Regions from separate parts of the Homo sapiens genome. Here region 2 is linked to region 1. A link is a contact called in ENCODE Hi-C or POLR2A ChIA-PET data. All regions are on one chromosome and are shown on one strand. The core of a region is the stretch at or near the end of the contact, and the rest is flanking DNA. Distances in the headings are between cores, read along the strand shown. Region 1 overlaps REEP1 (receptor accessory protein 1). Region 2 overlaps REEP1 (receptor accessory protein 1).

Region 1 (4,995 bases), core at 1,018-3,517:
CTTCTCAGTGTCTTCATTTCCTCCCTAGAGCTCTGTTCTAGACATCTGCTTCTAACTCTAGACTAGACACTGTCCCTAGGGAAAACTGTACATTCCTCACCTAACACAGGTAACCAATCCCCAAGTTCTGTCACTTCCACCCTCTTGTATTTTTCTTGAACCTGTCTTATTTTCTCCATTCTCCTCTGCCATTTCCTTACTTCAGAACACCACCATCTCCTGTTTAGAATAGTTACAACTTTATGCTGGTCTTTACACCTCTGTCCCCTTCACAATCCATCCTCCAAATTCCAGCCAAAATGATTTTCTTAAGGCCAGTCATGGTGGCTCATGCCAGTAATCCCCGCACTTTGGGAGGCTGAGGCAGGTGGATCACTTGAGCCCAGGAGTTTGAGACCAGCCTGGGAAATGCGGTGAAACCCCGTCTCTATAAAAAAACACAAAAATTAGCTGGGCATGGTGATGCACACCTGTAGTCACAGCTACCAGGGTGGCTAAGGCAGAAGGATCACCTGAACCTGGGGAGGTCAAGGCTGCAGTGCTGTGTATAATCACAGCTCTGTGATTATACCACTGTACTCCAGCCTTGGCAACAGAACAAGACCCTGTCTCAAAAAAAAAAAAAAATTCTTAAACCTAAAGCGGGTGACTTTCTTTCCTAGTTTATAGCCTTCAATAGTTCCTTACTGTTGTTAAGATAAAGCCCAAATTCCTTACATTGGCTTATGAGGCCTAGCATGAACTGGCCCCTACCTTTTTTTTTTTTTTTTTGAGGGGGACAGGGTCTCGCTTGTCATCCAAGCTGAAGTGCTGTGGTGCAAACACAGCTCACTGCAGTCTCGACCTGCTGGGCTCAAGTGATTCTCCCACTCAGCGTCTTGAGTAGCTGGGACTATAGGTGCATGCCACCAAGGCTGGCCAGTTTTTTTGTATTTTTTGTAGAGACAGGGTCTCACCATGTTGCCCAGGCTGGCCTTGAACTCTTGAGCTCAAGCAATCCACCTGCCTCAGTCTCCCAAAGTGCTGGGATTACAGGCTTGATCCACCACACCCGCAAACTGGCCCCTAATTATTTTCATCAAAAGCTCATCCACACCCCTACCCTCTCACATTTTCCACTCCAACCATATGAGTCTTTCAGTTCTCAACAAAGCATCTTTTTTTGCGTCTGATTTCAGCCCTCAGATCTCAGCAAAAACGTGACCTCCTCTAGGACATACCCGAAGTTTGGGTAAATACCCTCTCCTTGTCTTTCTTTACAGTACCACACACATTCCCTGTCATAACATTTATCACACTGCTTTGAAAGTACCTGTTTATTCCCCTGCTTTTCCTAATACATTGTAAGCTCCCTGAGGGTGGAGACCAGTTCTCCTTATACATCTTTATATCTCTAGTACCCAAAACAATTCCTGACATATAATAGGTACTGAATGAGTATGTTTCAAATGACCGGATTAGAATGCTGGCACTGTGAATGGGACAGAAAGAATGGTTTCAAAAGGTTAAGAAAGAGTATACTTTGAGAAATACTGTCTAGATGGCTTTTTGAGAAGAAAAGACAGAATTAGACAACTTGTGAGGCAACAGATGCTCCCTATGAGTGCCTACTGAGTTGATGACTGCATAAACATAGGAAGAAAGGCACCTGTTGAAGTCAGGACATCAGAGACTGATAATTATGGGGCCACTTGCACCAACAAGAAAGTAAAGAAAGAGCCAATTTAGGCAGAAGAGTTTGAGCTTTATGTGGCTCAGGGCAGCCAAGAAGATTGCCCAACGGATTCCTAGAAAAGCAAGACCAAAGCTCAGGAAGGAGGTTGAGGCTATGGACAGAGATGCTGCAGCCATGGCAGAGAGGGGACTTAATGCATTCTCCTGAAGAAGTTCCCATGATGCACTCCTTTGAAATACTTTCATGCAGAAAGAAGGATCTGAGAATGACTCATTGAGGCTAACAAGGTCAACGGAACACTGGTGACTCAGAGATGGAAACCATAGCCATCTAAAATTACTAGGAAATGGTCTTCCCCATCATTCCTCGTGGAAATCAAATGACAGTTATTTTCCCCAAGGTTTGAAATATAATTTTCCATGTTTGAAAGATTCTATCCAAACCTCCCTGCAAGATAGGGATGAGGAGCCTGGGTGGGCCTTCAGTCAGAATAGAGAGAGGGAGCTATGGCCAATTTGAGAGGTAATATTCAGGAGTAACTCTCCTGGACAAATGGAACGTTGACAGTATGACTGGGGAGTCTCTCTAAACTGGTCAGGAGCAGGATCTAGGAGTGAAGAGATGGGAAAGATGCTGTGACCCTCAGCCACAGCAAGAAGCTCCAGAGCTCAGGGTAGGAAGCGGCCTGGAGACTTTCCATGAGCCACAGCAGCTGGCTGAAATTCCCTGGTCCATTCTACCCCACTGCCAGAGCTTCTGGCAGCCTGCCAAAGGCCTCCCTATGGGCTGCAGAGGAGCAGGCTTAGCTACTTCTTTAGCCTCACCTCACCTTTGGACTCTGCTCTAACCAGGCACATTCAATTTCTCAAGCCTTTCACACCCTCTTGCATCTGGGCCCTGCGCTTCAGCCTCACAGGGAATTCCCTGTGCCATATGACAGAAAGAAAAAATTCAAGCCTGCTTTACAGATGACTCTGCACCATCTGCTCACCGTGGATGGCTATATAGTCAGGGGTGACCCTAGGAGAGCGGGAAAGTGAAATTCCCCTGCAGGCAGGACTTTGAGCAGGGCACTTAGCCTGGAGGGAGAAATGCCCTAAGTTAATGTTCACGCACTGTCACCGGGTATATGAACTCCATTTTCTTATTTTCTATATTCTTGATGCTCTGGCATCTGGGGCCTCAATGATTACAGAGGGACTGCCCTTCCAGGGCTAGCCTTGCCCCAGCACACCTTTCATATGCAAACTAACCAATCCAGAGTCTATACTCTAAATTACTTCCTTTATGGAGCTCCCACAGGTTGGGCAATATTCCCCAACCATAACCACCCCAGAGCCAGGTCCCAGACAACTAGAGGCAGCGCCCACACCTTGGAGCCTGCTGAAATGATTCCACCTAGCCAATCTGAAATCTGTTTACCCTGTCTTGCCTTACCTTTCTCACAGAAACCACAATGAAGGCCACTGCCCACGTTTCCCACTCTCCGTCAGCCTCCTGACTGGCCTGGTGCTTCCCCATGTGGCCCTACAAAGCATGTGACTCTCCTACTTCTAGACTTCTTCCTTCATGACAGTCATTTCCACGTCTTTGTGACTTTCCATCCCTGAGTAAAACAAATCCCGGGCACATTTTCAAACACCAGCTAAAGCTCTGTCTAGAGGATGAGGTTCTTGGAAGAAGTGAGGCTGAGAGACTCCTGTTGAGGTGGTCTGGGAATGAGGTGAATGGGCCCAGAGAATGAATACATTGTTGGCCCAACGCTTATGCTCACCAACAGGTCCCACAGCAGAGGAGGCTCCTAGTGACCAAGTGCATGAGATGGCCAGGTCTGTGGATGTCGGCCAGCCTCCTTCCTCAGGCTTGATAGTGCATGTTCAATGGGCTCATGTACCAAACAGCCAAGTGGAAGTGACAGAGGTAGCATACAGGCTCAGCAATGTGGAATCCCTCTCACCAAGGCTGACCTGGCCACAACCACTGCTCAGAGACCATGTTGCCAGCAGCAATGACCAAGCATCTCCAGGCTGATACCATATCACAAGGCACCAGCCAGCCTTCTGGAAGCAGGTTCATTCCACCAGGCCCCTTCCCTCATGGAGTGGGCGGCATAGGGTCTTTTCTGGAATATTCATTTTTTCTGCATGTGGACTTGCTTTTCCTACTGCTCTGCTTCTGGCAGCCACACAGCAAGCTGTGGACTCAGGGATTACCCTTTTCCTTTTGATGCATCCCACACAATACTGCTTCTCATCAAGGACCCTCCTTTATAGCAAAAGAAATAAGGCAATAGGCTGATGCTTTGGGGAGTCATTGATCTTATGCACCCAATGCCCTGCGGTGGCTGGCCTTATACAGTGCTACCTGGCATTGGAGGGTTCCGAAAGCAACCAAGGTGGGAGTCAGCATTTTATGAGATTGGTGTGCAGTCCTGGAGGGTGCAGTTTCTCCTCTGAACCAGTGACCAACATATGGTGGTGCTTCTTAGCCAGAATCTAAAGGTGCAGGAACCAAGGAAATGAGGGTTCCTTAATCTATGATTAAGCCTGATGCCAGCTCCTTGCAATCAAAGTGAGGTCCGTGGACCAGCACTGTTGGCATCATCTGGGAGCCTGTTAGAAATGCAGAATCTCAGACCCCATCCCAGACCTACTGGATCATAATCTGCTTTTAAGGAGATCCCCTGTTCATTCATATGCATGTTAAAGTTTGAGAATCACTGCTCTAACGCACTCACAACATTTTTGCTTCTCATCCTCAGACCTCTGATCTCTGCTTCTTAATGACTTTGGTACTTGAGGGATGGATGCTTCCAACAGGGGATACAAAATGGTTTCAATGAAGTGGAAGCAGAGACTTATATTGTCTCCTGGTGGCTTCACGATACTCACGCCAGTAGGAAATAGATGATAAAGGGGCTTATGGGCTTTGAGGTGCTAACTGATCCTAATTATCAAGGGGAACCAGGACTGCTGCTACACAATGAGGCAGAAAGAAGAGCAGATGGAAGTCAAACAGCCTTGGGGGGGCCTCCTAGTACTGTCTTGTTCAGGGGTAAAAGTCAATGGGTTGCTTGGCGTGGTGGCTCACACCTGTAATCCCAGCACTTTAGCAGGCCAAGGTGTGTGGATTGCCTGAGGTCAGGAGTTCAAGACCAGCCTGGCCAACATGGTGAAACCCCCATCTCTACAAAAATGCAAAAATTAGCCAGGCATGGTGCTGCATGCCTGTAATTCCTGCTACTGGGGAGGCTGAGGCAGGAGAATCACTTGAACCCAGGAGGCAGAGGTTGCAGTGAGCCGAGATCGTGCCACTGCACT
Region 2 (4,995 bases), core at 1,657-4,156, 54 kb before region 1:
TAAGTGGCTCAGTGCTGGGCAGGCACATACAAGGCAGGAAGTGAATGAGCCAGAAAACAAGACTCAGGCCCTCTCATAGAGTCCTCATGCTACAGCCTTACCACTAGGAAATGCTTACCAGCCACCTCTGGACAGACACTGAAAACGGAAACAACGGAACCCACCTTTATAGTAATCTGCCTCTTGGCAGGCTGGTGAACTGTAAACAGTAAAGCAGTTTGTGCAGCTTTAATAAACAAAAGCAAAACAGCACAAACCCTTGGGCCTTAGAATTCTTTAGGCTGGGCTCCTCTCCCCATCAGGAGGCTGCCCAGGCCAGATTGCCCAGGCCAGACTCCTCCAGCAGTGTCCAAGCCCAGAACATCCTTTCCCAAACCCTCTAACTTTAAAAGGGATGCATGTGTGCCTCACCTTGCAAAGGAACCTGATGAACTGCACATGGAGGTGGTCATAATTACAGTCCTAACAAATAAGAATGCTAGGCTGCTCAGTGTCTGCAGAAGGGAACATTTCAAGGCATCTCCCCATATAAGTCTCACAAGGGTCTGTACGGAGACTTCCTATTTGCTTCAGATGGCCTCTCAGGCCGTGATACTCAGCAGATGGGGAATAGGAGAGGAGACCTTAGGAAGCAGAGAGAAAGACTGGGGTCCCTGCACCTGTGCTCATGACTGGTGACTCCCTACCCACATCACAGAGCAAGGCCCAGGAGGCTCCAGGCTCAGCCCTCCTGCTGCCAGAACTCCATCCACATCCTACAACTGAAAATAGCATATATGTCAAGGGTATTGGTTTTGGTAACCCTAAAGGGCTATACCCCTTCACTAACATTTCATGAATAGCTACTTTATACCAGGCACTATATGCTGTGTCTTGGAGATACAGCGATGAACAAGCCTTGTTCTTATTTATAAAAACTTTTCAAATAACACATTCTGAGTTTTCTTCCCCCAAAACAGTCAATTTGGGTTGTTTTTCACTTGTACGTCAACTTAGAGTGGTAGTTGTTAATACCTGGAAAAACCAAAACAAAACAATAAAGACCTAGATACTTTACCACTCTCCTATTTGTTTTTCTTTTCTTTTTTTTTTTTTTTTTGAGAAGGAGTCTCGCTGTGTCATCCCGGCTGGAGTGCAGCAGTGCAGTCTCACTGCAACCTCCTCCTCCTGGGTTCAAGCGAGTCTCCTGCCTCAGTTTCCCAAGCAGCTGGGACTACAGGTGCGCGCCACTACACCCGGCTAATTTTTGTATTTTCAGTAGATAAGGGGTTTTGCCATGTTGGCCAGGCTGGTCTCGAACTCCTGACCTCAGGTGATCCACCTGCCTCGGCCTCCCAAAGTGCTGGGATTACAGGCATAAGCCACTGCACCCGGCTCACGCTCCTATTTCTAAATGAAATTAATAGGATTTCCTCTCCTTGGCAAGTAGCTGGATGCTATCCAGTGACTGGTTCTGCTTGTTTGATGGAAGGAGATCTTTCCACCCCAGGTATTGAGGAGATGTTGGTGCCCCAAGAGATGCTGCTCCCAGGACCCCCAATCTCCAGGGCATAGCCTTTGGACAAACACACTCCAACCCACAGCCCCAGACACTGTGTACCTCCAGGGGCAATTCCATCCTTCGAGGTGCTTTATACTTGTACATGAAATCCAGCAGGTCTTCCTCCTCGTCGTCAGAAAACGCCAATGGGTTTTGGACCTGGTGGGGCTCCCATGCCTTCATACCACCCTCATTCACATCTCCCTCAACCACTTAATGTCCATTTACAATCTACACAGATGAGACAAGGTATAGCAAGGAAGCATCAGTGCAGGGAGCAGGGAAGGGCAAGGTTAGGCACACAGCACAGCAAACCAGGCCTGTGAGGACAGCTGAGGCCCCTCGGTCTGAGGAAGCACTGATGTTTTGGGGGCCTCCTTACAGGGGATCTGGGATTGTGAAAGTGCAGTTGTGTGAATCTCCAGGCACTGTGCACAGAAACAACCACAGACTCAGAATCTACTGAATTCTGAGTAATTCAGTAGATTTACTAAGGGGGCATCACTTCCCTGGGTGAAGAAAGAAGCGGCTTTAACTGAGACACATCAATCCCTGCAGCTCAGTCCTGTGATCCCACACCAGGTGAATGCTCAGGGAAAGAATCTCCTCTAGAGAGGATGGCAGCAGTGATGTGGGGTGGGGTGGGAGAGCAGTTTCTATGTTGTACATACAAGCCATGTTGACATTGTATATTATACTTGCATATTCAATTCCAAGCATCCTGTAAGAGACAGGATATAAAATGCCAGGAGGCCTTAAGTGATAACCTTAAACAAAGCTATATAGTTTTTTTGTTTGTTTTTTTTTTTGCGAAGGCCCAGTCCTAGAGAAGCAGAGAAACCTAAGGAAGGAGAATCTGACAGATGCCTCTGCCAAAAAAAATGATAGCAAGATTCCTGTTTCAGTCTGCCTTGAATACATCTGCGGGAAAAGCTTCAGAATTAATTCATCTCATTGAACGCACAGTATTTTTTAAATGTTAAATGCTAATACATATTCCATGTCATCTGCTAGGCGGTTCTTAGTTGAGATGTAAAATATCTTCTGCCCCTACCCAGCTTATCTGGTATCACACACACACATTTTTCTATGCTGCATCTATTGTTTTTACCTAGAATCACAGAATGCAAGACTAAGGGGTTCTCAAGTCATCTGGTCCAATCACCGTGAGGCCTCCAGATAGAAACCACAGCTCTTCTTGAGACACCCTGCTCCTAAGAACATATTCAGCCACCGAATGTGCTCTCTCTCCATCAACAGTGGACTTGCTAGACTATACCACCACCAGGCGTGGAGTAAAAAAACAGACAACTGAACCCTAATCTTGGGCAGCTTTACCAGTTACCACTGCTGTGCTCCCCAACAGCCAGCAGGAAGCAGCACAACATGCAAAGCTGAATTTTAGGCTGGGGTGTGATTGGTTCAGACTGGGCCTTAGTAAGTAAAGTCCTGAGATCACTGATGTTCCTTTGATTTTTAAATTACTATTATTATTTTATTTCTACTCTGCACTTCCCTCAGCTTATTTACTCTGGGCTTAGTTTGTCCTCTGCTCCCTTCCTCTGTCCTAATCAGCTGCATCCTGTTGAGCACAAAGACCAGTGACTCCAGGGAGCCCTCGCTGAATACTCTGACCCTCCCTGGCCTCCCCACTCTGAGACCCGACAGTGCTTGGAGGCTGTGCCACACAGCTTGTGTTGGGTGCCCTGGTCCTCATGTCAGTCTCATTGCCTCAGCCAACAGAAGGCATCCTGAGACTGGGGGGCCATGGCTGATCCTCCCTCAGTCTCTCTGAGCACCTGACCCAGGGCTGGGCACACAGTGGCCACTCATCAACTAAACTAAATAGAATCCTGAAGTCATCTCAGAGAGCTCAGCTCTAGTCCCAAGTCAGAGCTTGACACCCCCATTAACCAAACCAGGAAATTCCTTCTGGACACAGATACCTCCTGCCTGGCAGGAGGGAAAAAAGACCAAAAGCCCTCAGACCAAGGCAAAAACTGCAGAAGCAGCCTGGCCAGCTCCACCCCAGCAGCCAACTCCATGACATGGAAGTGGGGTGGGTACCGGTTCGAGACTGTGCCTCTGCATATGCTGTACCCTCCACATCCAGGTCCAGGGCTTTCCCTGTACTGATGGTTGTGGGTGTCAGAAGGTGGCCCAAAGTCACCGTGAGATCCTCAGGCATCTAACAACCCAGGCTAGTTATCCAGTCTGGATTCACTGAGGCTGAGCAATGAACTCACACTTACCAAAATCACCATCATCACTATAATCTCAGGACTGAAACCAAAATGGCTTTGTGCATGTTCTCCACTGCAAGGATTGCAGGGTAGAAAAGAAATGACCCTCCAGCCCAGTAGGAGTGATGGTTCAAGGACAACCCAGATATCCAAGCAGGAATAGAAACAAGTGCTCAGCTCAGCAGAGGCTGGGAGCAAAAGAGGCCAGTGTGGGCAGTGAGGGAGCCAGAATAGCCTCAGGAAGAAGCTACAGAGAGAACCTCCTAAGAAGATAAGACATCTCCTAGTCACTGTGTCCGCTGAGCATTTCTGCCAAGAGTGTTGTCTATAATATTTGCCTTACTCTCAGAACCAGTGAGAATAAACATTCTAAATAAGACAAGCTTCCACGCCTCTAGCTGGCTGTTGCACAGTGGACTGAATCTCTTAATAATTGTATTTCCCTCTTTGCAGTGGTTTCAAGGAAGCCAGGTGTCTCAACAGTCTACACCTTGATGGTATGCATTTAAAATGTCCTTCTCCCCACTGATTCCATCTTACTTGCCCACTCCCTTCTCCCCATGCTTCAATTTTCTTACTTTGATTTGCTACTTTAGATATATTTCCACAAGTAGACCTAACTCCTTTTTATATCAGGAAGGAGTATAAATGGAGAAATGAACCCCACAGAACATAGTCCCAAAAGAGGGGCACCAGGAGGAGCAGGAGAGTGAGTAGCTGGGTAGAAAATCCCATGCTCTGCCTCCTCCATGTTCTTGTCCCTGAAGATCTAAAGATTGGTGACCCAACAGGTCCTTACCCCTGGCAACAGGCCTGAAAGAGTATTGCTATCCACATCTTAGTACTCTAATTGGCTCCCAGAGACAATGTGTGTGGGAGGAGGGTCTCCCGCCCAAGGTCATGGCCATAACAACTTGCAAACCTCAGGTGATGGTGGCCACGGCCTTGAGCCTGCAGAGCTGCCACTATGATGCCCAAAGCTGGGTTGCTTCTAGGAAAGGGCAGGGTTTCTGCCGTCTTCCACAGCAGGGGAATGGGTGTGTGGCCTTGGCTGATGTTTCTGTATTAGCAAATGTGTCAGCAGGGCTACAGCAGCCAGGGCTGCAGGCTCCACCTCTTCTCTCTGTGGGGAAGGGAGGGAGGGAGAAACTGGCAGAGCCTCTCAGCCCTTTAAAGGCCTGTGTAGCCTGCAGTGGGCCCAGGGCTGCCGCA

What was found. A loop is a pair of places that touch in the nucleus more often than their neighbours do. ChIA-PET counts read pairs that join two places held with the same protein, here RNA polymerase II (POLR2A). Pooled maps may share reads with other maps.
Region 2: a map of heart right ventricle shows a loop between it and region 1 (2.2-fold over the local background). The contact joins two enhancer-like sites. A Hi-C loop is called at or near these places in 11 of 168 maps with a recorded cell type or tissue (Right ventricle myocardium inferior, heart left ventricle, heart right ventricle and 4 more), 6 of 37 single-sample maps with no recorded cell type and 15 of 50 pooled maps. POLR2A ChIA-PET finds 5 or more read pairs at or near these places in 2 of 52 experiments (GM12878 and activated T-cell).

Annotation. Positions count from the first base shown.
Region 1 is chr2:86,272,529-86,277,523 of GRCh38, forward strand. All of the region lies in intron 2 of REEP1 (receptor accessory protein 1), which reads right to left. Among named protein-coding and RNA genes, the nearest start is that of REEP1, 63 kb to the right of the region's middle. Within about 2 kb of position 2,268, at least 8 of the 41 ENCODE cell types and tissues checked have a DNase peak (open chromatin) inside an H3K27ac peak, as active enhancers do.
Region 2 is chr2:86,218,370-86,223,364 of GRCh38, forward strand. REEP1 (receptor accessory protein 1) reads right to left here. Exons shown (of 9, transcript NM_001371279.1): 8 at 1,601-1,752. Among named protein-coding and RNA genes, the nearest start is that of MRPL35, 21 kb to the left of the region's middle. RefSeq lists an enhancer at 1-91. Within about 2 kb of position 2,907, at least 3 of the 41 ENCODE cell types and tissues checked have a DNase peak (open chromatin) inside an H3K27ac peak, as active enhancers do.